Linked DNA regions of Homo sapiens: region 2 is linked to region 1. A link is an interaction called in ENCODE POLR2A ChIA-PET data of the cell type or tissue named here. Cell type or tissue: OCI-LY7. All regions are shown on one strand. Links, peaks and the distances in the headings refer to the core of each region. The heading gives the core; the rest is flanking DNA. Region 1 has its middle 88 kb from the start of VPREB1. Region 2 has its middle 110 kb from the start of VPREB1.

Region 1 (16,227 bases), core at 6,339-11,338:
AAAGAGAGAGAGAGATCTGTGGACAGTTGCGCTAGCATAGGCTGGCCTAGGATACAAGTAAGGAGAGAAGGCAGGTAGAATAAGATGACCCTCAGTGTCCTTATGTTTGCCCCTGAAGGACTTTCTTGTCCAGTGATTGAATCCATTTCTAGCACCAAGACACCAGCCAGAGTGTGCTCTACCAGAGCATCCCAGCCCATGTCACTCATAGGGCAGTAAGTGAGATCCTTTGGAGGATACTTGAAGCACAGTCCAATGTTCATGGAAATTATGCAGTTGTTTTCTGGTAAGATTGCTGGAAAGTAAAGCCCCTTGAAAATATCTTTGTAAGCCATGCCTTGACTAACACCATTTTTATAAAATCTTATCTCACTGTGGGAAGTCTCTTTTAGGCTCTTCTCTGCTTCAGTCACAAAGTCTTTTTCCTCAAAACACAAATAATTCTTAAACTTTATCAAGGCCTTATCTTTGTAAGTATCAGGCAATGACTTGACTGTCTTTGTTTCTTCAGGAAGATTCATATAAAATCCCAGGATGTCTCCTTGTCTATAGCTAGAAGAGTAGTGTTTGCCAGTGGACTGGTGGAACTTCATTCCCTTTAATTCTCCCAAGAATAGTTAAACTTATCATAAACTAAGGAAGCTTGACAGTTATCTAAAGACTGGGACCAACCCAGTCTGGCAGCAGTGTCTGGTGGCATCTCATCCATGGTGATATCAAGGTAACCCATGAGAATCCCGTACCATAGAGTAGACCTTCTGTTCAACCACAGTCAGCCAGCAGGTCATTGGAGACTTTTAACTGGGGAGCTCAATTATGTCAGGCTAACAAAACCTGTTCATACAAGCAGCCTCTGTAGAGGTCTCCAGGAATAAGGAATTTTGCCCAGCAGTCAAGTTCAAGCTTCTGAGGACCAAGGGCGTGGGGATCAGGCTCAGCTAGAATATACTGGTAGTTATCTTTGTTCAGTGGGTGCTCTAAGGTGTATGAGAGGGAAGGCACTGAGCAGAAAACCCTGGACCTTCTTGGTGGTCCCTGTGATCTCCCCATTCAGCTGTTTGCACTGAGCTTCTTTTCCTTTTTTCTGCTGCTTCCTGTTGCTGTTCCCTCATTCAGATTCTCACTGGTAGACAAGGTATTGCTTTGTTTTTGTTGCATAAACAGGACCAATGTTACCAAGGTCCTGGTCTAAAAGTTCCAATCTAGGGTCATCTCCTTTTGGTTCTTTACTCACTAGATCCAGTGGTTCTTTTACCAAGAATATATCACTTTCTTTACTCATTGTTTTCACAATTGTATTTGGTCAAGTCATTTTCCCAGGTGTCTGAATGATTGTTGTGCACTTCCAGTATTTACAATAAATGGTATAATAACCTTATCTCTGGAAAAGGTTGTCTTTGGATATTCATCCTCTTTTTGTGACTGCCATGTCAAGTTGGCCAAAGCACTAAAGCACATTTCCTTCACGTTTGCTTGTATCTGGAGGAAATAGGTATTCTCACTATGACTGCATATATTGCAATGAAAATATAGTTAGTCATGAAAGGTAGGCAGGATGAAGTATCTATGCCAGATATTTCAACTGTGAACCACTTTGGAAAGCAACAGATGCCCCTTTCCAGCTGAAGCAGCTGCTACCACTGCCACCAGCTTCATCTCCCCCTCTTCTGCAGCCCTTGCATTTGTGGCCACTCCTGGACTGGGTCCGGCACCTGTGTGCTATCATTATGCCCCCACCCCGCCCCAGATTTCTTCACATTATTCTGAGTCCCCTGTAATGAGGCACCTCCTGCTCTCTTGGATTGTTAGGATGCTGCAGGGCTGGCAAAAAATGAAAGACGTCCTGGATACTTGTGCACACTCTCCTACTACTGTATCTTTCTACTGTTCTTGGAAGTAGAGCAATGGTGCCAAATATAAATCTTCCTCTTTTTGACTGTGGTAAAATATTCAAACATAAAATTTGTTACCTTCACCATTTCATGTGTACACTTCAGTGTCACTAAGTAAATCAACTTGTACAATCACACTGCTACCATTCATCTTCAGAAATTTTTCATCTTCCCAAACTAAAACTTCGCAACCATTAAACAAGAACTGCCCGGCTCGGTGTGGTGGCTCACTTCCTTGATTTCAGCACTTTGAGAGGCCAAGGTCGGTGGATCACTGGAGCCCAGGAGTTCAAGATTAGCCTGAGCAAAATGGTAAAACCCCATCTCTACTAAAAAATACCAAAAGTTAGCTGAACATGGTGGTGCATGCCTGTAATCCCAGCTACTTGGGAGGCTGAGGCATGAGAATCGCTTGAACCCAGGAGGCAGAGGTTGCAGTGAGCCAAGATTGTGCCACTGCACTCCAGACTGGGTGACAGAGGGAGACTCAGTCTCAAAAACAAAACAAAGCAAAACTAAACTAAACAAAAAACAAATAACTGTCCATTCTCCCCCTACTCTCCACCCCAAGGACCTGGGAAACTTCATTATACTTCTTGTCACGGTAGCTTTTACTACTCTAGGTACCTCATATAAGGGTAATGAAACAATTTTTGTTCTTTTGAAGCCAGCTTATTTCTGCTGGCATGATGTCTTTCAGGTTTATCTGTGCCATAGCATGGGCCAGAACACTCTCTTTAAGGCTGAATACTATTCCCTTGTGTGTGTATACTATATCCCATTTATCCATTAGATGGACACTTGGGCTGCCTCTACCTTTTAGCTATTGTGAACAATGCTGCTATGAACAAGGGTGTACAAATTTCTCTTTGAGACCCTGCTCTGAATTCTTTTAGGCACATACCCAGAAGTGAAAATTCTGTTAAAATGGTAATTCTATGTTTAATTTTTTGAGGAACTGCCATAAGGCTTCCACAGTGGATGCATCATTTTATAGTTTCTCCACAATTTCTACTCATCTTTGCCAGAACTTGTTATTTTCTATTATTTTGGTAACGCCATCCTACTGGGTGTGAAGTTGTGTATTATTGTGGTTTGATTTGGATTTCTCTAATGATTAGTGATGCTAAACATCTTTTCATGTGCTTATTGGCCATTTATTGATCTTCTTCGGAGAAATATCTATTCAAGTCTTGGGCCCATGTTTTATTCAGATTGTTTCTATTTTTTTATTCCTGTTGAGTTGTAGGAGTTCTTTCTATATCCTGGACACCTTACCAGATACAATGTTTGCAAAATATTTCCTGACTCCATGATTTGCATTTTCCCTCTGTTGATAGAGTCCTTTGTTGCACATAAATTTTACAATTTGATGAAATCCAATTTATCTATATTCTTTTTCTTTTTTTTTTCTTGTGCTTTTGGCGTCAAATACAAGAAATCATTTCCAAACCCAATGTTGTTAAACTTCTTCCTAGTGTTTTCTATTAAGATTTTTACAGTTATGGCTTTTCCATTTGGGTCTTTTATCCATTTCCACATTGCATGTGGATATCCAGTTTTCTCAAAAACATTTTTTATGGAGTCTGTCCTTTCCCCACTCAATGGTCTTGCTACCCTTATTTAAAATCATTTGATCATATAACTAAGAGATTCTTTCTGGGTGCTCAATTCTATTCTATTTGTCTGTCTATCTATTTGTCTGTCTATCTGTACCACTCTGCTTTGATTGGTGTAGCTCTGTAGTATGTTTTGAAATCAGGAAGTGTGAAATCTCCAACACTGTTCTTCTTTTAGAAGATCATTTTGGCTATTTGGAGTCCTGTGATAGTCTATGTAAATTTTAGAATTAATTTTTTCTACTTTTGCAAAAAAAATTATTGGAATTTTAATAGAGATTGAAATGAATCTGTAGATTTCTTTTGGTTTGTATTGATTTCTTAACAATATCAAGTTTTTCAATTCATGAACAAATGTTTTCTTTCCATTTATTTGTGTATTCTTTAATTTCTTTTAGCAATGTTTCTTTCCATTTATTTGTGTATTCTTTAATTTCTTTTAGCAATGTTTTATAGTTTTCAGTATAGAAGAGTCCCCTTCTTGATTCTTAAGTATTTTATTCTTTCTGATGCTATTGTAAATTGAATTGTTTTCTTAATTTCATTTTGGGTTGTGTCCTGTCTTCTTGTTTCCTGTTTGGTTGATTAAGTATAGAAATATAAGAACCCTGTTTGTTTGCTTGTTCGTTTGTTTGTTTGTTTTTGAGACAGGGTCTCACTTCATTTCCCACGCTGGTATTGAACTCTCTTGATCCTAACCAATCCTTTCACCTCAGCTTCCCCAAGAGCTGGGATTACAGGTATGAGCCATCATGGCTGTCCATTAGATGGTTTTATGTGTTGATTTTGTATTCTGAAATATTACCAAATGTATTTAATAGTTCTAACAGTTTTTGTTTTGGTGGGACTTATTTTATTTATTTATTTATTTATTTATTTATTTGTTTATTTTACTTTAAGTTCTGGGATACATGTGTGCAGAACCCGCAGGTTTGTTACAGAGGTATATATGTGACATGGTGGTTTACTACACCTATCAACCTGTCATCTAGGTTTTAATCCCGGTATGCATGAGGTATTCATCCTAATGCTCTCCCTCCCCTTGACCCCCAGCCCCCCCGGACAGGCCCTGGTATACGATGTTTCCCTCCCTGTGTCCACGTGTTCTCATTCTTCAACTCCCACTTATGAGTATGAACATGCAGTGTTTGATTTTCTGTTTCAGTGTTACTTTGCTGAGAATGATGGCTTCCAGCTTCATCTATGTCCCTGCAAAGAACATGAACTCATTCTTTTTTATGGCTGCATAGTATTCCACAGTGTATATATGCCACATTTTCTATATTCAGTCTGTCATTGATGGCCATTTGGATTGGTTCCAAGTCGTTGCTACTGCATAGAGTGCTGCAATAAACATATGTGTCCATGTGTCTTTATGGTAGAATGATTTATAATCCTTTGGGTATATACCCAGGAATGGGATTACTGGTCTCAAATGGTATTTCTGGTTCTAGATCCTTGAGGAATTGCCACACTGTCTTCCACAATGGTTGAACTAATTTACATTCCCACTGACAGTGTAAAAGCATTCCAATTTCTCCGCAGCCTCACCAACATCTGTTGTTTCCCGACTGTTTAATAATTGCCATTCTAACTGGTGTGAGATGGTACCTCACTGTGGTTTTGATTTGCATTTCTCTAATGACCAGTGATGATGCGCTGTTTTTCATATGTTTGTTGGCCACATACATGTCTTCTTTTGAGAAGTGTTTGTTCATATCCTTAGTCCATTTTTTGATGGGGTTGTTTGTTTATTTCTTGTAAATTTGTTTAAGTTCCTTGTAGATTCTAAATATTAGACCTTTGTCAAATGGGTAGCTTGCAAAAATTTTCTCCCATTCTGTAGGTTGCCTGTTTACTCTGATGATTGTTTCTTTTACTCTGCCGAAGTTCTTTAGTTTGATTAGATCCCATTTTCAATTTAGCTTTTGTTGCCATCGCTTTTGGTATTTTCATCATAAAGTATTTGCCCACACCTGTGTCCTGAATGGAATTGCCTAGGTTTTCTTCCAGGGTTTTTATGGTTTTGGGTTTTACATTTAAGTCTTTAATCCGTTTTGAGTTAATTTTTGTATACGGTGTAAGGAAGCGGTCCAGTTTCTGTTTTCTGTCTATGGCTACCAGTTTTCCCAGCACCACTTATCAAATAGGGAATCCTTTCCCCATTGCTTGTTTTTGTCAAGTTTGTCAAAGATCAGATGGTTGTAGATGTGTGGTGTTATTTCTCAGGTCTCTGCTCTGTACCATTGATCTATTTATCTGCTTTGGTACCAGTACCATGCTGTTTTGGTTACTGTTGCCTGGTAGTGTAATTTGAAGTCAGGTGGTGTGATGCCTCCAGCTTTGTTCTTTTTGTTTAGAATTGTCTTGGTTATCCAGGTTCTTTCTTGGTTCCATATGAAATTTAAAGTAGCTTTTTTCTATTCTGCAGAAAAAGTCAGTGGTGTCTTCATGGGAATAGCATTGAATCTATAGATTACTTTGGGCAATATGGCCATTTTCACGATATTGATTCTTCCTATCCATGAGAATGGAATGTTTTTTCATTCCTTTGTGTCCTTTCTTATTTCCTTCAGCAGTAGTGTATAGTTCTCCTTGAAGAGGTCCTTCAAGTCCCTGTAAGTTGTACTCCTAGGCATTTTATTTTCTTTGTAGCAATTGTGAATGAGGGTTCACTCATGATTTGGCTCTCTGCTTGTCTATTTCTGGTGTGTAGGAATGCTTGCGATTTTTGCACATTGATTTTGTATCCTGGGACTTTGCTGGAGTTGCTTATCAGCTTAAGGAGTTTTTGGGCTGAGATGATTGGGTTTTCTAACTATACAGTCATATCGTCTGCAAACAGAGACAATTTGACTTCCTCTCTTCCTATTCAAATACGCTTTATTTCTCTTGCCTGATTGCCCTGGCTAGAACTTCCAATGCTATGTTGAACAGAAGTGTTCAGAGAGGGCATCCTTGTCTTGTGGTGGTTTTCAAAGTGAATGCTTCCAGCTTTTGCCCATTCAGTATGATGTTGGCTATGGGTTTTTCATAAATTCCTCTTATTATTTTGAGATATGTTCCATCAACACTTAGTTTATTGAGAGGTTTTAGCATGAAGGGATGTTGAATTTTATCAAAGGGCTTTTCTGCATCTATTGAGATAATCATGTGGTTTTTGTCTTTAGTTCTGTTTATGCGATGGATTACATTTATTGATTTGTGTATGTTGAACCAGACTTGCATCCCAGCGATGAAGCCGACTTGATTGTGGTGGGTAAGTTTTTTGATGTGCTGCTGGATTCAGTTTGCCAGTATTTTATTGAGGATTTTCGCATCAATGTTCATCAAAGATATTGGCCCGGAATTTTCTGTTTTTGTTGTGTCTCTGCCGGATTTTGATATCAGGATGATGCTAGCTTCACAAAATGAGTTAGAGAGGAGTCTCTCTTTTTCTATTCTTTGGAATGGTTTCAGAAGGAATGGTATCAGCTCCTCTTTGTACCTCTGGTATAATTCAGCTGTGAATCTGTCTGGTCCTGGGCTTTTTTTGGTTGGTAGGCTATTAATTACTGCCACAATACCAGAACTTGTTATTGGTCTATTCAGGGATTCAGCTTCTTCCTGATTTAGTCTTGGGAGGGTGTATGTGTCCAGGAATCTATCCTTTCTTCTAGATTTTCTAGTTTATTTGCATAGAGGTGTTTGTAGTATTCTCTGATGGTAGTTCGCATTTCTGGGAGATCAGTAGTGATATCCCCTTTATCTTTTTTATTGTATCTATTTGATTCTTCTTTCTTATTTATTAGTCTAGCTAGTGGTCTATCTAGATTGTTAATCTTTTCAAAAAACCAGCTCCTGGATTCATTGATTTTTTTGAAGGGTTATTCACGTCTCTATCTCTTTCAGCTCTGCTCCGATCTTAGTTATTTCTTGTCTTCTGCTAGCTTTTGAATTTATTTGCTCTTGCTTCTATACTTCCTTTAATTGTGATGTTAGGGTGTCAATTTTAGATCTTTCCCACTTTCTGCTGTGGCATTTAGTGCTATAAATTTCCCTCTACACACTTTTCTAGTTGTGTCCCAGAGATTCTGGTACATTGTCTCTTTGTTCTCATTGGCTTCAAATAACTTCTTTATTTCTGCCTTAATTTCATTATTTACCCAGTAGTCATTCAGGAGCAGGTTGTTCAATTTCCGTGTAGTTGTGTGGTTTTGAGTGAGTTTCTTCATCCTGAGTTCTAATTTGATTGCTCGGTAGTCTGAAAGACTGTTTGTTATGATTTCCATTCTTTCGCATTTGCTAAGGATGTTTTACTTCCAATTATGTGGTCAATTTTAGAATATATGTTATGTGGCACTGAGAAGAATGTATATTCTATTGATTTGGGGTAAAGTTTTCTGTAGATATCTATAGGTCCACTTGGTCCAGAGCTGAGTTCATGTTCTCTCTTATTTCCTTGAGCAATGGTTTGTAGTTCTCCTTGAAGAGGTCCTTCACATCCCTTGTAAGTTGTATTCCTAGGTATTTTATTTTCTTCGTAGCAATTGGGAATGGGAGTTCACTCATGATTTGGCTTTCTGCTTGTCTATTGCTGATGCATAGAAATACTTGTGAATTTTTCACATTGATTTTGTATCCTGAGACTTTACTGAAGTTGCTCATCAGCTTAAGGAGTTTTGGGGCTGAGACGATGGGGTTTTCTAAGGTTGGGATATCCTTGTTCATTTTCTGTCTCATTGATTTAATATTGACAGTGGAGTGTCAAAGTCTCCCAGTATTATCATCTGGGAGTTTAAGTCTCTTTGTAGGTCTCTAAGAACTTGTTTTATGAAACTGGGTGCTCCTGTATTGGGTGCATATATATTTAGCATAGTTAGTTCTTCTTGTTGCATTGATCCCTTTACCATTATGTAATGCCTTTCTTTGTCTTTTTTGATCCTTGTTTGTTTAAAGTCTGTTTTATCAGAGACTAGGATTGCGACCCCAGCTTTTTTTTTTCTTTCCATTTGCTTGGTAAATATTCCTCCATTCCTTTATTTTGAGCCTATGTGTGTCTTTTGATGTGAGATGGGTCTCCTGAATATACCACACCAATGGGTCTTGACTCTTTACCCAATTTGCCAGTCTGTGTCTTTTAATTGGGGCATTTGGCCCATTTACATTTAAAATTAATATTATTATGTGGGAATTTTATCCTGTCATCATGATGCTAACTGGTTATTTTGCACATTACTTGATGCAGTTTCTTCATAGCATCATTGGTCTTTATATTTTGGTGTGTTTTTGCAGTGGCTGGTAGCAGTTTTTCCTTTCCATATTTAGTGCTTCCTTCAGGAGCTCTTGTAAGGTAGGCCTGGTGGTGATAAAATACCTCAGCATTTGCTTATCTGTAAAGAATTTTATTTCTCCTTCACTTATGTAGCTTAGTTTGGCTGGATATAAAATTCTGGACTGAAAATTCTTTTCTTTAAGAAGTTGAATATTGGCTCCCACTCTCTTCTGGCTTGTAGGGTTTCCGCAGAGAGATCTGCTGTTAGTCTGATGGGCTTCCCTTTGTAGGTAACCTGACCTTTCTCTCTGGATCCACTTAACATTGTTTCCTTCATTTCAACCTTGGTGAATCTGACGGTTATGTGTCTTTGGCTTGCTCTTCTCGAGGAGTATCTTAGTGATCTTCCTTGTATTTCCTGAATTTGAATGTTGGCCTGTCTTGCCAGGTTGGGGAATTTCTCCTGGATAATATCCTGAAGTGTGTTTTCCAACGTGGTTCCATTCTCCCCGTCACTTTCAGGTACACCAATCAATTGTAAGTTTGGTCGTTTCACATAGTCCCATATTTCTTGGAGGCTTTGTTCATTTCTTTTCCTGCTTTTTTGCCTTATCTTGTCTTCACACCCATTTCAGTAAGTTGATCTTCAGTCTCTGATATACTTTCTTCCACTGGTTTGGTTCAGCTATTGATACTTGTGTATGCTTCATGAAGTTCTTCTGCTGTGTTTTTCAGCTCCATCAGGTTATTTATGTTTCTCTCTAAACTGATTATTCCATTTAGCTGTTCCTGTAACCTTTTATCAAGGTTCTTAGCTTCCCTTCATTGGGTTAGAACATGGTCCCTTAGCTGAGAAGAGTTTGCTATTTTGGTGGAAGTTTTATGGATTTTCTACATATAAGATTAGGTCATCTGAAAACAGAGATTATTTTACTTTTTCATTTCTAATTTCTTTTCTGTTTATTTCTTTTTCTTGGCTAATTGCTCTGGCTAGGTCTTCCAATACTATTTGGAATAGAAGTGGTGAAAGTGCGCATCCTTGCTTTGTTCCTGAAGTTACAGGAAATATCTTCAGTCTTTCAGATTGCACGTGATGTTAGCTGTGGGAGTTTCATACATAGGGTTTACTATGTTGAGGTAATTTCCTTCTATTCATAATTCACTGAGTGTTTTTGTCACGAAAGGGTGTGGGGTTTTGTGAAATAATTTTTCTGTAGCCAGGGTCTTACCGATTTGCATCTAGAAAAGCCAATCTGTTCTATACCCACCCATACCTTCTCCACTATATGCCTGGTGTTAGAGAGGAAGGAATACCTTGTGTCCTTCAGGGGCCAGGGGCCACTCCACCAGACCCACAGCAGTAGTCACCTGTGTGACAGGGTGGGGGAGCAAAAGAGGCCCTCATGGGTAAAACTGTGGACTCTGCTTGAAGCCGTAGTAGCTCTTACCTCTCTATAGATGTTGACTGAGATGGGGCTACCCCTGCCACCCTGGACTCAGACATAGGCAAGGGTCCAGGGACAACAGGGGACTGGACCAGAATCAGAAGCAATAAGGTGAGGGGACTAGGCTCAGGCTCCTGTGGCTAATATCGGGTGACAGTTATAGGGAGTCACCCCATTTGTCCCAGAGTTGGTGGCTGTGTTGATGAGTCTTTCAAGGAAGCCAGTTTCTTCCTCACTCTGACCACCTCCAGCTGATAACCCCTCTTAGATTGATCAGGTTTGGATGGCCCCAGAGCTTCCATTAATGGGATATAGTTTAAAGATAAGGGTGTGGAATGATTGCTTCATGCAAATCAGCCCTCTTCCCTTGTCTCCCAGCCCCTTCATAGGATCTCAATGCTGACAGTCACCTGCCCACATTTTCCAGGTGGGGTGGAGAAGGCCAAGCTGGCTGCACCCAGTTTCCTGTGAGGACACAGCTGCTGAGCTCAGTGAGCAGTGAGCAGATGACACAGGGTCATAGCAGGGGCTGGCTTCCTGGCTGTGGTCACCTGCAGACCCTTCAGGGATAAGTCCACAGCATCCAGTGCTGCCCCAGGCCCAGACCGACTGAGTCTTTCAATTTCTCCCTGCCTTTCTTCATCTCTTCCACTCCAAAAGAGACAACTGTGAGGGCCCTTGTGAATATGCATCTGTATTTATTTCTGTGCACAGAACTCTTGAACCATGACATACCTGCCTGGTCTACTGCTATTTTTAGTAAAGCCCTGGGATCTTCACCTTGCTGAAGTAGATTCCCTGACAGACATCAAAGCAGGGAGTCAAGCTTGATGAAGGGGAAGCCACTAGGAATGCAGGGCTGTGCCTAGAGCTGCCTGCTTCTTCCTCACTGAAGAGTGTGGCCCATTTCCAGGTTCCCAATTTCTCTCCTGAAAGCCCTGCACTCTAAGGCTTGGTCTCTCCTCTGCTCTCAGCTCACCAGCCTCCAGCATCAAATGAACCCGAAGTTGGTCTCTCACTAGATATAAGCAGAGCCAGGCTGAGCTCTTCTCTCTCTCACATGTTACTTATGCACCCCAGGCTGAAGCCCCTCTGTGTGGGGACAGAGTAGCCCCATGCATCTGGGTGTGACAGGACATGAGATCACTTGTCTAGCGCTCAGGCTGAAGCAACCCCTGGGGAGGCCCTGAATCTGCAGACTTGAAGGATAATAGAAAGAATAATTAGAGAAGTGAGGAGGCATCATTCATTGGGAATTATATCACATGCATTTCATGCTCACTGATGTGCTCACTTGAGTGTATCTTTGCTAGCAAAGCTCTGTCTTTGTAGTTAAGCCCCTAGACCCAGCATCAGTAAGGGGATGACTGCCCCAGCTATGCCTCTTCCAGGTTGTGACACTGTGTGGAGTTGCCAGATAAATTAAAGGGCACCCAGTTATGTTTATATTTAAATACACAATATTGTCTGGGGGATACACATACTGACTCTTTTTTTTTTTTTTTTGTATTTTTTTTTGAGTCAGAGTGTCACTCTGTTACTCCACCTGGAGTTAGTGGCCCGGTCTCAGCTCACTGCAACCTCTGCCTCTTGGGTTCAAGTGATTCTCATGCCTCAACCTCCTGAGTCACTGGGATTACAGGTATATGTCATGAGGCCCAGCTAATTTTTGTATTTTTAGGAGATACGGGGTTTCACCACGTGGGTCAGACTTGTCTCGAACTCCTGGCCTGAAGCAATCCATCAACCTTGGCTTCCAAAAGTGCCAGGGTTAAGGTGTGAGCCACGGCGCCCAGCCTACCTATTGATTCTTCATCATTGTTTTACCGAATTCAAATTTAACTGACCTCCAGTGTTTACATTTGATAAATTAGAGAACGCCATCCCCAGGTCACAAACAGTTCCTCTCCAATCAGGACCACTGCCTCAAAAGCAATAATCGGGCTACTGTCAGGATTACATGAAGTCACAGTCTCAGGAATTAAAAAGTTGTTTGTCAATAGTAAGGTTGTAGTGGTACTAAAGAAAACATAATGTGGTTGCCCACACAGACACAGACAGACCCCCTTGTTTCTACACACAGATCCTGGCTGGGAGGGAACATAAATGTAAGCATTCCTGGTCACTTCAGCTGAGAGAAACCAACAGGCCAGGAGACAGGATGTAGGAGGGGGAAGTGGTTTCCATAGTTCTCATGTGGCATCTTGTTTGTGTATTGCCTATTTAAAACCAAGAGAATAAAACAAAATTGTTGAATAATGGCGAGAAGTGAGTATAATCGCATGAGATGCAAGTAGGGCTGAGCATCACTGGAGAGAGAAGATCAAATGCCTACAGGACTCGACGCTGTTAGGGGCCCCAGAAAATGTATTGATTTTTTAAAATTCAGATTAAAAGGAATATAGGCTACCCTGGATTCTATATGTGTATATACAAATGCAGGAATGGGCATGAAAGGCAAAATGGCTAGGGGCCCTCAAAGGTACTGATGAGCCCTTTATGGGATGAGATGTCATTCAGCAACAACAGGGAGAATCTCAAAAAGTGTGCGGAGTGAAAGAAGCCTCAACAAATGGCAAGAGAATGTTTGTGAACACTGATACCTTCCAGAAAATGGAAACCAAACACTAATGACAGAGGAGGATCTGTGGCTTCCCGGGAGGGCATTGGGGTAGAAAGGGAGATGACAAAGGGTCATGAGGAGCTGCTGGGGTTGGTCACAGCTTGCATAGCTCGGTGGTGGTGATGCTTTCAAGGATCCAGAAACATGCCAAAATGGGTGTCATGGTATATTATAAATATAGGTGTTTTCTCGTATGGACATTATTCCTCCTTGGAAAGGGTTTTATTAAAAAGAGTAGGCTGGGGAGGAAAGAAGCCAAGCGATTCACCCTGAGGAGCAGGGACAGAAAGCCAACAGTCGGAACTTCCAGAAATCAGGAAATGAGGTTGATGGAGACACAGGTTCTGCATCAGGTTTGTGATGACAGTTGGACCTGACACCTCAGCCCAGGACTTCACTGCAGAGACCCTGTGTCCCAAGGTACAAAGAGATGGATGTTCTGGTCCCTGGAGGCCCTGTTCCTAGGAAGGAGCTGCTGTGCATGATTCTCAGAACAGAAAAAAAGAGAAGCCTCTACTCTGAGGCAGGGCCCTGGATGCCCCTGGACCATGGGGGAAGCTGCAGCAGCAGAAGCCACAGGCCACGCCTGAGCAGTAGCAGCTGAGCGCTCACCCTCCTGGTAGAGGAGGAAGGGGGTTCTTCTCTCACCTCCCCCTGGGCCTGGAGCACTGTGTGAGCATTCAGGCTGTTATCCCATGCTTTGCAGTAATAATCAGCCTCATCCTCAGACTGGAGTCCAGTGATGGCCAGGGAGGCTGAGGTGCCAGACTTGGAGCCAGAGAATTGGTCAGGGACCCCTGAGGGCCGATTGCTGTTACCATAGATGAGGAGTTTGGGGGCTGTTCCTGGAAGCTGCTGGTACCAATGTACAACATAACCCGCCCCAATGTTGGAGCTGCTCCCAGTGCAGGAGATGGTGACCCTCTGCCCTGGGGCCCCAGACACTGAGGGCGGCTGCGTCAGCACAGACTGGGCCCAGGACCCTGGAAGTGGGAGAGACACAGGCATCATGATTCTGCTTCTAGAGACAAGAGGAGAAAGCAAGAATCCATAGGCTTCCCAGGGACCCTCCCCTCGATCTGCATCCAGTCACCTGTGCAGTGAGCGAGGAGAGTGAGGAGGAGAGAAGACCAGGCCATGCTGGAGATTGTCCTGAGTGCTGCCTCCTGTGCCCACAGCTGAAGCAGAGCTTCCCCAAATCTCTCCCTGCCCCTCTTCATACTCTGAGAGTGGGAATCCCTACCTTGTGCAGCTGACCCTGATGAAAACACAGGCATAGGAAGGGCACAGGAGTCCTCAATTCCACCCCCTTAATCCCTGGGGCAGAGACCAGAGAAGTCCCTGCTGCACTCCAGGGTCTGAGAAGAGATCTCCACTTGGTGGGATCACAGGGGAAGAAGGAAGAAGGGACTCCAGGAGAACTAAGGTCATATGGGCATGACCTGAAGATTCCTGGGGTTCGGGTGAAGATGTAGGGAAGTCCACCAAGTAGATACAGATGTATAACATTAGATAAATAACAGGATCTAGGAGAACTGGACTCCCGGGAAGGAGAGATTGTGATTGAGAAAGACACCCTGGCAGGGCAAGTCCTCAGAAATCCAAGAAGTCCAGGAGCTTGTTCACTGGTTGGGCCTGATCTGCTGGGGCTACTGGAGAGGAAGGCAGGGAGGAGCCACGTGTCAGCAGGAGAGGTGAGGAGAGGGGGAGAACATGAGCAGAAGAAGAGGAGATGCCACTTTAGGACAGCCTGGATGGGAGGTGTGCGATGGGAATGTCCACATGTACAGGAATATTTCTAGATATGTCATATAAATGGGATCAAGTTAATTTTTAGATTGCTGTGAGAGAAGAAGACAAATTCAAACTATCTTGCTATTATTCTAAAAGGCGGTGTATCTTCAGCAAAGGAAATTTGCTTCACAGGTGCTATCCTGGTGGACTGTAAGCACTGGGTTTTACAAAGGCTTTTTTACATTTCTTTTACCATCATACTGCTTTTTTTTTCAGAAATATATATACCAATTAAAATTGTTGACATGTTAATACTACATTTTTTTGAAAGTTATGCACTTACCTTTTTGAAACATATACTCTGAACCTTTCAGACGTTATTCATTGAGAAGACCAAGAACATTCACTACCTAATGTATTCATGCTGTTGTTTCTGAGGAGTAAACTCTTGAAGAACTGGAATTAATTTTCTTAGATCTTGGAGTAATTCTTTATTTTTTTTTTTTGAGACGGAGTCTCGCTCTGTTGCCCAGGCTGGAGTGCAGAGACATGATCTCGGCTCCCTGCAAGCTCCACTTCCCGGGTTCACGCTGTTCTCCTGCCTCAGCCTCCTCAGTAGCTGGGACTACAAGTGCCCACCACCATGCCTGGCTAATTTTTTGTATTTTTAGTAGAGATGGGTTTTCACCATGTTAGCCAGGATGGTCTCGATCTCCTGATCTCGTGACCTGTCTACCTTGGACTCCCAAAGTGCTAGGATTACAGGCATGAGCCACCACGCCTGGCCAGATCTTGGAGTAATTCTTAAGAGATAATGAAACTTTTCTTTGCTAACCCTGTATTTATCTAAGGAACTCTTCCATCTCTCTTTTTTGTGACAATGGGGGGTAGATACATGATTAGCATCATTAGCTGCTGAGGGAAAATGAGCCATGACCGGGAATGAGAACAGAAGAGTATAGAATTTTGGAAATCAAATAGCTCTAGACCTGAGCAAATAACATGAAATCATTTAGTAGAGGCGGCACTTTCTAGAAGGACACTGAGAAGGAAAATCTAAGGTTGAGTGAACTAGGAGAGTTCAGTTATCCCTTTAATAATGGGCTTTGTGTCCTGAAGGGGCAGGGTCAGAGCTGAATCAAAGCCAGGTTGCTGCTGATCCCAGACCCTGTGACCAGGACCCAGGGAAGACTCTCAGCAGTGATACGGCTGACCTGGCGGAGCAGCCACCTTGAGATGAGAGCAGAAGGAGGCTCCCTACACAGTGCATGGACAGAGGGGGAGGTGCAGGTGCTGTCCCGAGTCTGGTCCTCACTTGAAAGAGGGGCAGATGGAGGACAGGTGCCGAGGTGATGGTAATCAGTGGCTTCTAGTGTGGCTTCTTGAACTTCTTCCCCTCCAACTTTTTTTTTTCTCCTCTGGGCTTAGGAGGCCAACATGAGGGTGTTTATCTGCTTCCTGTCTCTCTGGAGGCTACCTGATTCTCCTATCAATGCCTTCTTGATGAGCATGGATGTGTCTTGGCCCAGAATTGATGTGTGAAAAGAATATCAGAAAGGCCAGAGAGCCCACGATGGAGATTTGTGAGTCAGAGACTCTCTTGCCTGTGTCCCAGCCCAGCTTTCAGTTTTCACAAGACAATACCCATCACGAACTGAAG
Region 2 (16,227 bases), core at 4,491-9,490, 200 kb after region 1:
TCACTTCTTAGATTCTACAAAAAAGTGTTTTGGAAGCTGTTTCATCAAAATGCAGGTTCCATTCCATAACATACAACAGCATACCACAAAGTGTTTTCACAGATTGCTTGCTTCTAGCTTTTAGGGCTGAATATTCGTATTTTTTAATCAAGTCTCAATAGGTTCAAAAACTTCACTTTTTAGATTCTACAGAGTGTCTTGAACTTGTTGAATCAAAACATATGTATTATTCCGTGACAAAAAGCAGCACATCACAAAGCATTTTCACAGATGGCTTGCTTCTAGTTTTTAGAACTGGATATTCATATGTTTCTATAAGGGCTCAATAGGGCCAGAAATGTCAACTATTAGATTCTAAAAAAAAACCTGTTTGGAAGCTGTTTCATCAAAAGGCAGGTTCCATTTTTATGACATAAAACAGCATGTCACAAAGCGTTTTCACCAAGAGCTTGTTTCTAGTTTTTGGAACTGGATATTTGTATGTTCCTATAAAAGCTCAATAGGCTCAGTAATGTCACTTCTTAGATTCTACAGTGTTTGAAAGTTGCTTTGTCAAAACACAGGTTCAATTCTGTGATATGAAACCACATCACAAAGCGTTTTCACAGGTAGGTTTTTTCCTAATATTTAGGACTAAATATTAATATTTTATTATAAGGGCTCAATAAAAATAGAAAATGTCACTTCCTAAGATTCTACAAAAAGAGTGTCTGGAACTTGTTGACTAAAAACACAGGTTCCATTCTGTTACATAAAACAGCATGTCATAAAGCATGTTCTCAGCTAGCTTGTTTCTAGTTCTTAAGACAGGATATCCATATGCTCCAATAAGGGCTCAAGAGGCTAGGAAATGTCACCTTTTAGATTGTATAAAAAAGTGAGTGGAAGCTGTTTCATCAAAATGCAGGTTCAATTCTGTGATATAAAACAGCACATCACAAAGCATTTTCACAGAGAGCTTCTAATATTTATGACTAAATATTTGCATTTTCTTATAAGGGCTCAATAGGTTTGAAAATGTCACTTCTTACATTCTACAAAAAGTTTTGAAAGTGTTGAATAAAAACAAAGATTCCATTTTGTGACATAAAGCAACATGTCACAATGCAATTTCATAGCTTTTTTTCTCATTTTTAGGACTGGATATTCACATCTTCCTATAAGGGCTCAGTAAGATTGGAAATGTCACTTTGTTAGATTCTACAAAAAGAGTGTTTGGAACTTGTCAACTCAAAACACAGGTTCCATTCTGTGACATAAAACAGCACATCACAAAGTGTTTTCACAGATATCTTATTTCTAGTTTTTAGGGCTGGATATTCATATTTTCTTATAGAAGCTCAATAGGTTTGGAAACATCACTTCTTACATTCTACCAAAAGAGTGTTTCAACTTTGGTGAATCAAAACACAGGGACCAGTCTGTGACATAAAACAGCACTTCACAATGCATTTTCACATATAGCTTGTTTCTAGTTTTTAAGACTGAATATCCATATGTTCCTATAAGGGCTTAACAGGTTTGGAAATTTCACTTCTTAGATTCTACAGAAAGAGTGTTTGAAAATTCATTCTGTGATGTAAAATAGCACATAACATTGCATTTTCAGAGATAGGTTTTTCTTCTCATTTTTAGGAGTGGATACTTGTATGTTCGTCTAAGAGCTCAATAAGCTCAGAAATGTCACTTTTTATATTCTAGAAAAAGTGTTTAGAACTTGCTAAATCAAAACGTAGTTTCCATTTTGTGACATAAAACATCACGTCACAAAGCATCTTCAGAGATAACTTGTTTCTAGTTTTTGGGGATGGATATTTTTACTTTTTTAATAAAAGTTCAATAGGTTTGGAAACAGCACTTCTTAGATTCTACATCAAGAGTGTTTTGAACTTGTTGAATCAACACAGGAACCGTTCTGTGACATAAAACTGCATGTCCCAAAGCATTTTTACAGGTAGCTTGTTTCTAGTTTTTTGGGACTGGATTTTGCATTTTTTTTGTAAGAACTCAATTGACTTGGAAATGTCACTTCTTAGATTCTACAGAAAGAGTGTTTGGAAGCTGTTTCATCAAAACTCTGGTTCCATTATTTGATATAAAAAAATACATCACAAAGCATTTTCGACAGATAGCTTGTTTCTCGTTTTTAGGGTTATTCATATTTTTTATAAAACTCAATAGGTTTGGTGACATCACTTCTTAGATTATACAAAAAGAGTGTCTCACAGTTGTTGAATCAAAACACAGGTACCATTCTCTGACATAAAACAGCATATCACAAATGGTTATCACAGATAGCTTGTTTCTAGTTTTTAGGACTGGATTATGTATATGTTCCCATAAGGCCTCACTGCCTTAGAAACATCACTTCTTAAGAGTCTACAAAAAAAGTGTTTGGAAACTGTTTAATCAGTATACAGGTTCAATTTTGTGATATGAAACAGCAAAAAGTGTTTTCGCTGATAGCTTGTTTCTAGTTTTTATAGCTGGATATTTGTATTTTCTTATAAGGGCTCAATAAGGTCAAAAACGTCACTTCTTAGATTCTACAAAGAGTTCAGAACTTGCTGAAACAAAACACAGGTTCCATTCTGTGACATAAAATAGCACATCACAAAGTGTTTTTACAGATAGCTTGTTTCTAGTTTTTATTACAAGATATTCATACGTTACTGTAAATGCTCAATAGATTCGAAATGTCACTTCTTAGATTCTACAAAAAGAGAGTTGGGAACGTGTTTTTATCAAAATGCAGGTTCAATTCTGTGTTATAAAACTGCACGTCAAAAAGTGTTTTCCAAGATAGCTTGTTTGTAGACTTTAGGACTGGATGTTTGTATGTTCCTATAAGGTCACAATAGGCTCAGAAATGTCACTTCTTAAGATTCTACAATAGTGTTTTGAATCTGTTTCATCAAAACATAAGTTCATTTCTGTGATATAAAGCATCACATCACAAAGTGTGTTGACAGATAGCTTGTTTCCAGCAGTTAGGGCTAAATATTCATGTTTTCTTATTATGGCTCAAAAGGTTTGGATACATCACTTTTTTAGATTCTACAAAAAGAGTGTTTGGAACCTGTCTCACAAAAACACAGGTTTAATTCTGTGTTATGAAACAGCATAGCAAAAAGTATTTTCAGTCAGGCATGGTGGCTCACGTCTGTAATCCCAGCACTTTGGGAGGCTGAGGCAGGCGGATCACGAGGTCAACAGATCAAGACCATCCTGGCCAACATGGTGAAACCACATCTCTACTAAAAATACAAAAATTAGCTGGGCGTGGTGGTGCACGCCTGTAGTCCCAGCTGCTAGGGAGGCTAACGTAGGAGACTTGCTTGAACCCAGGAGGCAGAAGTTGCAGTGAGCCGAGATCACACCACTGCACTCCAGCTTGGCAACACAGCAAGACTCTGTGCCAAAAAAAAAAAAAAAAAGCATTTTCACAGATAGCATGTTAGGACTAAATATTCATATTTTCTTATAAGGGCTCAATAGGTTTGGAAATGTCACTACTTAGATCCTACAAAGAGTGCGTTGAACTTGCTCAATCAAAACAAAGTTTCCAATCTGTGACACTAACAGATCAGAAAGCGTTTCCACGCATTGCTTGTTTCTAGTTTTTAGAGGAAAATATTCGTATTTTCTTTTAAAGGCCTCAGAGGTTTGGGAATGTCACTTCTCAGATTCTACCAAAAGAATGTGTTGAACCTATTGAATTAAAACACAGGTTTCATTCCGTGACATAAAATAGCACATCCCAAAGCATTTTGACAGATAGCTTGTTTCTAGCTTTTAAAACTGTATGTTTGTATAAGGGCTCAATAGGCTCAGAAATGCCACTTCATAAATTCTACAAAAAAAAGTGTTCAGAACCTGTTTAATCAACACACAGGTTCAACTTTATGATACAAAACAGAACATCACAATGCATTTGCACGGATGGCTTGTTTCTAGTTTTTAGGACTGAATATTTCTATTTTTTAATAAGGGCTCAAGAAGTTCCAAAACGTTACTTCTTAGATTCTACAAAATGAGTAATTTCAACTTGTTCAATCAAAACACAAGTTCAATTTTATGATATAAAACAGCACCTCACAAAGCATTCCACAGATAGCTTATAGCTTATTTCTAGTTTTTACAACTGGATATTCATATTTTCTTATGAAAGCTCAATAGGATCAAAATAATCAATTCTTAGATTCCACAAAAAGAGTGTTTTGAACTTGCTGAATCAAAACACAGGTTGCATTCTGTGACATAAAACAGCACATCAAAAAGCATTTTCACAAATAGCTTTTCTATAGTCTTTGTTTGTTTGAGACAGAGTTTCGCTCTTGTTGCCCAGGCTGGAGTGCAATGGCGCGATCTCGGCTCACTGCAACCTCGGCCTCCCAGGTTCAAGCAATTCTCCCACCTCAGCTAGGAACTCCATCAAACAAACCTGCCTCCCATTTTATTTCTAAATAAGATAACTATTATTTGGCTTAGTGGGGTGTCCCGGAGATTTATTTTCCTTTAACAAAGGATATGAAATTATCCTGCTCTGCTCACTATAACTTTTCTGTATTGAAACATCACTATGTCCCTGTGAGTATATACAATTATTTGTCAATAAAGAAAAAAAAAACCCAAATAATAAAATAAAAAAATAACTACAAAGATTTCGAAAGCTATATACCTCCCTCATAATTTGTCAGAAAGGAAATTTCTTGTGGGCCTCAAGATCTTTACACTAAAACAGTTCTGTTGAATTTGACCCTGGCAATATAAATTGGCAATTGATAGATTATCTTTACAGGTGGGGGACAAAGGACAGAACCCAAAGTCATCCCTCTCCTCACCTGAGACAAATGTGTATCTGATTGGCTTTCTCTGCCCAGTTTTTTATGTAAAAATGCAGATTCACTAAGCCAGACTCAGGCATAAGTGACTATTCCTCTATGGCATCTTGCATGTAAATTGTGTATTCAGTGAAAGGATAATCAGAAACTCAAAAGAATGCAACCGTTTGTCTCCTATTTACCTATGAACTGGAAGCACCCACCCCCAACCCTGCTTCAACTTGTCTCACCTTTCTAGAGAGAAGCAATGTACATCTTACACATATTACACTGAAGTGTAATAAAATGTAACAAAGAGAAGTTTTCAGCCTAATGAGCTAAATAATTTTTAAAAAGTGGAAACTGGGTTCAAAGAAATTCAGTAATTATATTAAATGACACCAATAATGTGAGCTCGATTTAAGAGTACCCAGCAACACTTAAATTCTTATGAAAGCAAATGCTCTATTGGTTCCGTTGGCTTTGTTGATTACATATCCACTAAGGTATTAAAAATATTCAGCACCTTAGTGACCAGTGACCCCACTCCTGAGTTTCTAATTTGAACAACTTCTAAATATCCAAATCATATTTTTAAGTAATATAGTACCCGGAAATCAAAGATTAAATCTAAGCTACACTTAAGCTTGATCACTTCTCCTTTATTACAGTTAGAAACATTCTTTGTTTTATAAATTTTTACTTATTTTGAGACAGGGTCTCACTCTGTTATCCAGGCTGGATGGAGTGCAGTGGCACGATCTCGGCTCACTATACCCTTGACCTCCCAGGCTCAAGCGATTCTCCTGCCTCAGTCCCCCAAGTATCTCAGACTGCAAACACATGCCACCACGCCCGGCTTATTTTTATCGTTTTTGTAAACATGGGTTTCGCCATGTTGCCCATGCTGGTCTTGAACTGTTGAGCTCAAGCAATCCACCCGCCTTGTCCTCCCAAAGTGCTGGGATCATAGGTGTGAGCCATTACGCCAAGCCTTTATTTTTGTCTGTCCTATTATGTAGCCCTTTACTGTTTTCCAGAGAGGTGAAGTATTTTGCACATATGCATTATGTCTCCGAAATGTCATTACGCTAGCACAAAAAAACTGAGATGAACTCATAATTTATAGTATTGCCTCAACCCGAATATCTATACAATTTTGAAAACATTCACCCTAGCGACTATTAAAACTAACTTGAATAAGAAACAGTAAACTACTAGTATGTGATATTATCTTTCAAACACTTCTAAAAGTATAAGCAATGTATGAGGAAATGGGGTACAGTTTGGTGTCTCTCCCCAACTCCACATACATACCAGGATCTGGGGGAAAAAAAGCTGTCCTTAGAGAATGATATTATTTAAATCAACATGTAATTGGCAGAGCTAGTGTATGTCCCATGACCTGTGGACCCATCTACTTTACTGTAGATTAGTTAATGCTAATGTTGCCACAAGTGAAGAAGAATGCATCATGGGATGCTCATCAAGAAATATGCAACCCCTGCTGACACAGCTCCCTACATGTCACCTTCTCTATTGCACATGCAACATTGATGTAGGAATTAAAAAGAAATTATTTAGGCAGATACTGAAAGTAAGGAAGTCCTAGTGTAAAGTTTTCCTACTAATGAAAAAAAAAACCCATATCATTTATTTTCTAACAAAGAGCATCTTGTAAAATTGGGCTGCAGACATTGATAAGCTCTCATAGGAATGCCAGCAGCTGTGCCAATAGGAAAAGGCTACCTGTGGGCCAGGCATGTTCAACATGGTGGCTCCATCTTCCCTTTTCTCTGTCAACCACAGGTACAGTAAGGAACAGACAATATGGTCCTGGTAAGGTAAAGAACCCATCTGCATAATAAAAGATTAGGGTGCAATGGCCAGCTTCTCCCTGTGCTATGCAAACGTTCACACCTGGTCCAACCAGTCTCTAGAGCCCTGTGTAAATCAAGACACCACCTCCTCAAGCTCCTTTATAAAACCTTGTGCTTTTCACCACAAAACCGGAAGACCCACTCAGGTGCCCCTCTCTCTTTCTGCAGGAGAGAGAGCTGTTCTCTTTTCTCTTTCTTTCACCTATTAATCATCCACTCTTGAACTCACTTCTTGTGTGTCCACATCCCTGATTTCCCTGGTGTGAGATGACAAACCTCAGGTATTACCCCAGACAAACAATGCTGCCTCAACATTCTTTCAAATCTCAATTCAATTGTGTTGTTTCAGAAAAAGCCATTGTTCAGGGGTCCACAAACTATACCCTGCAGTCAAAATGTGGCCCACCACTTGTTTCTGTAAATAAAGTTTATTGGAACACAGCGCCATTCACTCATTTAAACATTACTGATGCTGCCTTGGTATGACTTCAGAGTTTAGTTGTCAGAGACCACATGCTGAGCAAACCTGAAAATAGTTACTATTTCATCCTTTACAGGAAATGTTTGCTGATCTCTGAATTCCAATGTAATTTTCCTGTATATAAGATAAAAGATTTTGGTTCTAAAACAAAATATTAAGTCCATCTTTAAGCTATCATATATTGAAAAGGACTATACATTTTACAGCAAACATACAGGGAATAAGGCAAGCTAATGTGAGTCTATAACAAGATTGCATTGCATATAATTAAAGAAGAACAACATTTGTTACAATCTAATATATGAACTATAATTTTTAAAATTTACATAGGATGCTGGTAGAGCAGGATTATTTACAGGACACATGAGTAGATTGAGCCTTTATAAAGAAGAAAGTGCTCAAAGGCTTTAGAGGTACCTAGCACCAGCAACACATTATGTTTTATTTCACTCTTAATAAGCTTGTCTCCAATCTGACAATTAAGAGGAAGTTATTTTGCAATTAATTTAACCATAGTTGGAAAATACTACTTTTCTTTTAATTTCTAGACATTTTCTACTAATTACAGCATCAGGCTTGATAACAGCAATATTGTAGGATTACTCTAGAAAAAAATTTTTAAAAAGAATTTCATTTTCTTGGCACAAAGTCTGGATAAAGAAGAATATGGCAAGTAGCACTGTAAATTCCTTACCAACAGTGAATTGTTGCCCATTGACAGCTGTGTCTCTTATTATGGCATTTCAACTACCAAAGAGTTTCTACCTAGAATCAAACTGCAGTTCCCATATTTGCATGCCAGGGAAACATTCCCAAGAGTTTTTAATCAAAAGGCAACAAAACTTGAGTAGACAGGCATTGGTGGTTTGAATGCAATTCCCACACATAAGTATAGCACCTATGATCCCTTCAGCACGCTTATCACCAGTGAGTGCAGTCTTAACCAAGAATCATACAAGTAAAAATTACTGACAGATTTACCATCTATGAACGTATCAACATTCTTATAATGAGTATTTAGTGCAAGATTACTCCTTTGGCTGTGGCTATTTTCCTCTGCTCCCTCCAGAGTATGAACACATACACCCCACACCTTCACACAGATAATCCAGTGAAGGCATGAAATTGTTAACTGCAAAGTAAACCAAGAGTATGGGTGGTCACAAAGGAAGAAATTATCTTCAGAAATTTTTGGAAGATGCTGAAGAATGAAATAGGAAGCCGCTGTCCAGATTAGTCACAGGAAACAGGAGTCCACTGTCCTGAGTAACCTCTGAAAGGCTCCAGGCCCAGAACCAAAGGTAAAGCAAGTGAGGAAAAGAGGGTGCTTTTGAATAGTTGAGCCTCGCAAGGCACAAATCATCATTTATCCGAACAATTTCTCATTGATAAACATTGTTGTTACCCAGTGTTTTGCTGCAACAAGTGATGCTGTGATAACCACCCATGTACAGAAAACCCTTTGCCTTAAATTTACTTAAAACACTCATAAGATGCTTCCCCACCATCTTCTGAATCTAAATCTACTAATGCAATTTCAGGATACTATGAAAAAGCAGGCAATACAAGGAGAATGGAGTTATGTGTTAATATTACAGTGAAAGAGTTTTTAGAAACGTAGGTAGTGAATATTTATAACCTAAGAAACAGAAGATAAAGTGGAAGGGTACCTGCATTTATTACATCTAACATTACTGTCCCTTTAGTCAACTTGCTCACACACACAATTCTTTACAAAGTTAATTTTCATAAACCTTCTATAACTTGCTTAAACTTTATTTTCTTACAACTAAAAATAATTCTTAAACTTTCTAAATTTGCCAAAACTCACTTTTTGGAAAAAACCATATTCCCACCCCTTTTAAAACCAAAAACACATAATTTTTCTTTTCAATGTAAGCAGTTTCAATTACATACCAGGTGCAGAGTCCAGGATACATGACAGAACTGCAGATAAAGTCTAACTCTTCCAGCATAGCTAGGAGACATGGCTAACTCCACCTCTCCCCAGGCCTTACCTAGAAATCTAACAGTTCCAAATTAGGTAAACTGAACAATTTTCCAAAGTCAAAGAAGCAGTTTATGACATTAAAGCACTTAGCCAATTTAACCTCTGACTTAATTTAGACCAAATGTCTACTTTTTGAAGACTTTTTACCACCAATAATTTTAAAACTCTCATTTCCCAAAGATTGCTGAAGTCACGTGAAATAAAAGGCATTAGAGCTTCTATTTTTCTGACAATTTTAGAGCTTTCATTATCTTTTAATCCAATTAATTAGAGCTCCTTCATATAAACATCACACATACGACACTTCTAGACAGGAGAGGATCTACCAGGCGTAAGCTTTTCTCTCCCATCTTATGACTTTCTGACTTGTCCTATATTTCCTGCTTTCCTAATTAGTCATTATCTACTTTAGTGCAAGAATTTGCCATACAAGATCCTAAGATTTCTCTCCTTCATAACTTACCTTACCATAAATACATGTTCATATCCACAACTTTCTTTAGCTCTCCCCTACTAATTTTTGATGCCCACCCAAATCAAAAAAAAAGTCAGGTAAAGCAAAGCAAAACAGAGCAGAGCCTTGGATTTTGAGATGGACCTGTCTGCTTACAGTTCTTGGGGTTCCAAGAGGAAAACAAAGGTTTCTCCTAAAATGAGGTCTGTGGCACCTTCTGTTTTGCACAAGGAGTCCCAGGCTGTCAGAAATTACCTTAGGTCCTTTCGTGTGGGTAACAAGAGTGGCAAGACAGACAGACTATGGAAATAATTCAGTCAACTGAGAAGAAAAAGAAAACCTTAGTACTGTCCCCATTGTACAGATGGAGAAGCTGGGACCCAAAGCACCATGCAGTTTAAAAATTCATGTTCACAGCCGGGCATAGTGGCTGCCTGTAATCCCAGCACTTTGGGAGGCTGAAGTGGGTGGATCACGAGGTCAGGAATTCGAGAACAGCCTGGCCAACATGGTGAAACCCCAACTCTACTAAAAACACAAAAATTAGCCAGACATGGTGGTGTGCACCTGTAATCCCAGCTACTGGGGACGCTGAGGTAGGAGAATTGCTTGAATCTGGGAGACAGAGGTTGCAGTGAGCCAAGATCACACCACTGCACTCCAGCCTGGGCGACAGAGTGAGACTCCATCTCAAAATAAATAAATACATACATACTTATATAAAATTCATGTTCACATAGAGTGAGGCTCTACAGCTCACTCTCTTAACCATCCTGTAATTCTGCCAACTCTATGCCCAGTCACTGATGCACTTGGTATGGCAGCTCATGGTCCCCTTAGAGCTTAGAACCTGGGTTTCATTTCCTGCTCTACAGCTATATAATTTAACAATTTTCCTCTGAATTTGTTGGATTCTAACCCTATAAATCTCCAATCTTAATATTACTGAACCTTAAAGGGGGCTGTGACATCTTTAGTCTTTAAAAATATTAAACACCCTATAAACAAAGGACTACATGAGATTAAAGCATATTCAAACTTCTATATGCTTTAAAGCATTGAGGCAATGCATTGACAAATACACCTAACAAACTGCAACCAATTTCTATCTCTTCAAAATAACTATCTCTTCAAAATAAGCTATCTAGCGGTACTTAGGCATATTCTCACGTGTCAACAGGATTTTACATGATCGTAACCTTATAAATCATTAAAAAGTGTCAAAATTATAGGCCCTATGTATATATAGGCCTTATACAATTCTGCGGGCTTGAAAAACATGCATGATACAATATAGACTGTTTCTTGAAAGCAGTCAATAAAATGCATTAACTTCTAAAGTGATCACTTAAGAGTTCGTATCAAAGGCAGTAATACTAGGAATAAAACAGGGCTCAACACTGCAGCTTCTCGAAGGTGAAAGTTAATAAAGCCTTGCTTTTGGTTGTGAATTTTTTTGCCTTAAAACATTGTACATATGATCCTCCCCTTCCCTTCCCTGTTGCAAAGATGTGGTGAACAAGGTTTGCTCATGCAAATGACAATGCTCTTGAAAACTGTGGCAGAAAAATAAAATGAAGGGAATGTGGTTCACTTAACGATCTCATAAATTTTTGGAACTTATTAACCCCCTGACTTGCATTTATCTCCAGACTATATGGGAGAGAGATGAAATGACTGTTTGCTATCAGTATTTTATTTGATGCTTCATTTTTTGATTCCTTGCATAACTACTTACAACGCATTAACAGGATCACGAAAGCAAAGCTATTCAAGTAACTAAATCATTATGCAACTACTTTCTCATCTCTAAAACACAGTAATGGACCAATTACTTTAAAAATACAACACACTAGCAAGTAGTTTACTTTTAACTCAGTTTCAGTTTGTTAAGGCCATTGCTTGGGATAAAGAAAACAAAAAGCAGGAGGACCAGAAAGAGAAACAAGAATAGAAACCAGAAATATAGGCAGCAGCATAAGAAAATAAAGAACAAGATGATGGTGATAAGAAAAAACAGACTGGAAGAAAGGAAAAAAATCAGGTGATAGAGTTAGAAGGCCTATTATGATACCTTTTATCCACTCCCTGATTCATGAAATTCGAAAAGTCCAAGATTAACACAACAAAAAACAAGCAAAAAGATACACAAATAGTCATTCCCTAAATTTTGTTAAGAATGAGACAATGCTGCCACTCATGCCTGGCTCAGGAGCCAGCAGGAGGTGGGCGCCCTCCAGAGACTGCAGAAAGGTGGGGGAGGACTCCTTGCCCTGGCTGCACTTCCACTGCTGCCACCGAGGCCCACGCTGCAGCACCCACTGCTTCTTACCCACCCCAGGCCAGCTGGGCCTTGCAGGGCTCCTACTACCCCCTTCCCGGCTCACAGACTTGCTGCTGCTGCCACCACTAATGCCCATGCCAATACAACCACTGCTGCTGTTGCTCTCAATGCACCAGCCCCACCCTACAAGGCTCCTACCACGTGGCCACCACCAGGTACCCTCCTACCTCCAGCCTCCATCGCTGGGGTCGAGCTGCAGTCTCCATCACTGCCACCAACCGCAGCAAGGCGAGCTGTAGTACTGTGCCATCTGCAGGCTGCGGGCTCCAGCCTCCAGCATGCGGCATGGTGGCCCCTCCTACTCCTCTAGGTGGGCACAGACTGCTGGGCAGGCAAAGCCAGAAAAACCTAGAACAGATGCAGGGAGTGGTAGCATTAAAGCCTCACCTTGGTCATGCTGGCCACTGGGTGGCAGGTGCCAGTTTCAGCGAAGGCACTGACACCCACCCTCCCCTTTCGGCCCAAGCTGGCCATGAATCGGAGCCTGTGGTGGGGACTGGAGACACCACAGTGCCCGGCTCCCCACTCCGCAGGAACCACTGGGCCCACCAGAGCTGCGGTCCTAGGGGAACGGAAGCAGCAAAAAGTCAGACCCAGCCAGCTCTCCCCACCCAAGTGCGGGCTCTCATTCCTGAGCCTCCACCCAGAGAGCACCGTCCCCCACGTGGTGCACGTTACTCGGTGCCTGGGGGTCCCAGGCAGTATCCACAACACAGAGCGAGAGGGTGTAACCCAGGGAACCACAGCAGATGTGGGGGGCCCTGCCGTGCTCAGTATTCCTGCGGAAACACTGTATGTCCTCTGTACTTAAGCAGGAGAAAATCGCTTTGTAAAGCCTGGAGTCCAGGGAGGGAAGGACTGTCCTTTCCGTGGAGACCACTGCTGTCACTGCCACCTCTGCTGCCTGCTGCCGGCAGTGCAGCCCTGAGAGTGCCCCTAATCCGCCCCCCGCTGCCAGCAATGTAGTCCTCAAATAGCGCTCTCAACACCCCACCCCCTGCCCTCCACCACAGTGTAGCATCCGATAGCACCCCTAACCTGTCCCCCGCCGCTGACAGTGTGACCCCGATAGCACCCCCAACCACTCCACCGCCAGCAGTGTAGCACCCGATAATGCCCACAACCCGTCCCCACCACAGGCATTGCAGCACCCGATAGTGCCCCCAACCTGATTCCTGCCACGGGTAGTGCAGCAGCTGATAATGCCCCTAACCCGCCTCTGACACTGCAACCCCCCAACAGAGCCCCCAAACCCCGCCAGCTGTGGGCAGTTTAGCCCCCAATAGCGCACCTAATCCGCCCCCCTACCTCGGGCAGTGCAGCCCCCAATAGCACACCTAACCTGCTACTAGCTTGACAGCGCAAGCTCCTGACAGTGCCCCCAACCACCCCCCCCCCCACACTGCTGGCAATGCAGCCCCCAATACCACACCGAACCCGCCCCCTACCACCCCAATGCAACCTATGACAGCGTCCCCAGCCAGCCCCCCGCCATGGGCAGTGAAGCCCAGGATAGCACGCCCCCCCCACCCGCCCCGCCCTGGGCAGTGTAGCCCCTGATAGTGCACCCAACCCACCCCTTGCCATGGGCAGTGCAGCACCCGACAGTGCTCCCAACCTGCCCCTTGTAGCCCCAAATAGCACACCAAACATACCCCTTGGCACAAGCGGTGCAACACCCAACAGTGCCCCTAACCTGTCTGCTAGCACTGTAGCCTCCGATAGCACACCCAACCCCACACCCAACCCTCCCTGGGGCACAGACAACACAGTAGCTTATAGCGTCCCTAACACGCCACCCACTACCGGCTGTGCAGCCCCAGATAGTGCCCCTAACCCCTGCCAGCCACAGGCAGTGTAGCCCCTGTAACATCCCCCAACTCGGAGCAGCGTGTCCCCTGCCCCGATAGCACACCTAAGCCGCCTTGATGATCAGCACGGCCCCCGATAGCACACCTAATCCCATCCTCAATAGTGTACCCCCCACCCCACCCCCTTCCCCTGTTCCACCTCCGCAAGTAACGTAGTCCCCGATACTGCACAGAACCCACCTAGGCAATGCAACCCCAGATAGCGCCCCCAATCTGCCCTCACCGCGGGCAGCGCAGCTCTGATAGCATACCTGCCCCACTGTCTTTCTACCACTCTGGCCATGCTCCCGCTGTGGGCCACTGTGGCTCCGGTAGCAGGCTCCATCACCACAGCCAACATCAGCAGGTAAGCTGCTGTGCCGCGGTTGTCTTCCCGTTCTTCTCCTCTTCCTGCACTAAGCCGAGCACGGACGGTACGGGGAGAATATACGGAAGACCCTGACTCTGCCCACTCAACATGCTTTATACAGGGAGGGTATGCAAATGAATTCCTGAACTGCATGTTCTGATTGGATGAGAGAAAAACCTCTAGGCCTACTCTGATTGGACTTTATTATCATGTTCTGATTGGTCGTTTTAAGACTTGCTCTCATCCAGTCAGAACATGATAACAAAGTCCAAATCTGAGTATGCCTAGAGGTTTTTCTCTCATCCAATCAGAACATGTAGTCCCAGAACTCATTTGCATAACTCCGCATATAAAGTATGCTGAGGTGGGGGAGTCAGACCATCCCGGGTTCTTTCCTGTTTGCCTACACAGCTCTTCTGTGCCCAACTTAAAGGCAGAGGAGAAGGGGAAGGAAGACACCTGCCAAATGCTGGAGGCTGCAGCCTGCGGCACCGCGGCTCGCCTCACTGTGGGTGGTGGCCGAGATGGCGACTGCAGTGCGACCGGAGTGGTAAGAGGGGGAAAATAGTTTTGGGGTAGATGGAGGAGGAAAACAGGGTGGTGAGTACCAACGGGAAAAGAGGATGGCAAGCAGGAGAAGGCATTGCAAAAAGGCAATAGGAAAAAGACGGTGGGAAAAAAAAACGTTTTTGGGTAGATGGAGGGGGAAATGAGGTTGGCAAATAGGAGAGGGAAAAACGGGGGGCTGAGCAGGAGGGAGAAAAGGTTTTGTGAAAACAGGGTGGGGAAAAGATGGTGGGTAAAAAGTTTTTGGGCAGATGGAGGGGGAAAAGAGGGTGGCAAGTGGGAGGAGTAAAGAGAGGTTGGTAAAGGTGGGGAAAATGGGCAAGCGGGAGGGAGGGAAGGATTTGCAAAAAGACAGTGGGGAGAAAAGTTTTTGGGTAGATGGAGGGGGAAAAGATGGTGGCGAGCATGAGGGGAAGGAGGGTTGGGAAGACAAATAGTTTTGGGGTAGATGGAGGGTGAAAAAAGAGTGGCATATGGGAGAGGGGCAGGAGTGGGGAAAAGAGGTTGGTAAGCAGGAGTGGGGAGAAGGCATTGTGAAAAGATGGTGGGGGTGTGAGAAAAAAGTTTTGGGGTAGGTGGAGGGGGATAAAATGGTGGTGAGCAGCAGGAGAGGGGAGAAGGCTTTGGGAAAAGATGGGGGAAAATGTTTTTGGGAAGATGGAGGAGCAAAAGAGGGTGATGAGAGCAGGAAGGTGAAAAAGGGAGAATTTGCAAGAGTGGTCATTCTGATTAGTCATTCACTCTCTCCTTGGTAAGTATAATGATAGCTGTGGGTTTCATAGATAACTACCACTAGTTTCAGGAAGTTATCTTCTTGTCCATAACTCTGGAGTGTTTTATGATGAAAATGTGTAATATTTTCTCAAATACTTTCTGTTGAGATGCTCATGTATTTTTGTGTTTTATTCTATTAATACGATTTTTGTATGCATTGATTTTCAAATATTAAATCAATGTTGCATTGCTGGGGTAAATCACATCTGCATATAGTGTATAATCTATTTTATATGTTGCTGGATTCAGTTTGTCCAGTATTTTGTTGAAGATTTTTAATTTTATTTAAACAATGGGCCAGGCACAGTGGCTCACCGTGATATAAGGCTCACACTTATATCGCACTTTGGAAGGCAGAGATTGGCAGATCACCTGAGGTCAGGAGTTCAAGACCAGTCTGGCCAACATGAAACCCCATCTCTACTAAAAATACAAAAATTAGCCGGACGTGGTGGCAGACACCTGTAATCCCAGCTACTTGGGAGGCTGAGGCAGGAGAATCACTTGAACCCAGGAAACAGGTTGCAGTGAGCCGAGATTGGGCCACTGCATTCCAGCTTTGGCGACAGAGTGAGACTCCATCTGAAAAAAAAAAAAAGAAAGATACTGTTATATATTGTTTTGTGATATAGCTTTGGTGTCAGAGTAATCCTGGCTTTATAAGATGAATTGG

Evidence for each region. ChIA-PET counts read pairs that join two places held together with the same protein. Peaks named below come from ENCODE experiments on the same cell type or tissue, not always from the same donor. Only the 100,000 strongest peaks of a DNase experiment are listed, where the experiment ranks them.
Region 2: POLR2A ChIA-PET joins it to region 1 with 5 read pairs; 2 of 35 experiments call an interaction of 5 or more read pairs at or near these places.

Annotation. Positions count from the first base shown.
Region 1 is chr22:22,325,096-22,341,322 of GRCh38, reverse strand. It overlaps IGL, IGLV1-50 and the pseudogene ASH2LP3. Among named protein-coding and RNA genes, the nearest start is that of VPREB1, 88 kb to the right of the region's middle. In OCI-LY7, for the core only: no CTCF peak of the experiment used is centred there; no DNase peak of the experiment used is centred there.
Region 2 is chr22:22,122,071-22,138,297 of GRCh38, reverse strand. It overlaps IGL. Among named protein-coding and RNA genes, the nearest start is that of VPREB1, 110 kb to the left of the region's middle. RefSeq lists a silencer at 9,824-10,339. In OCI-LY7, for the core only: no CTCF peak of the experiment used is centred there; a DNase peak (open chromatin) is centred at 6,777.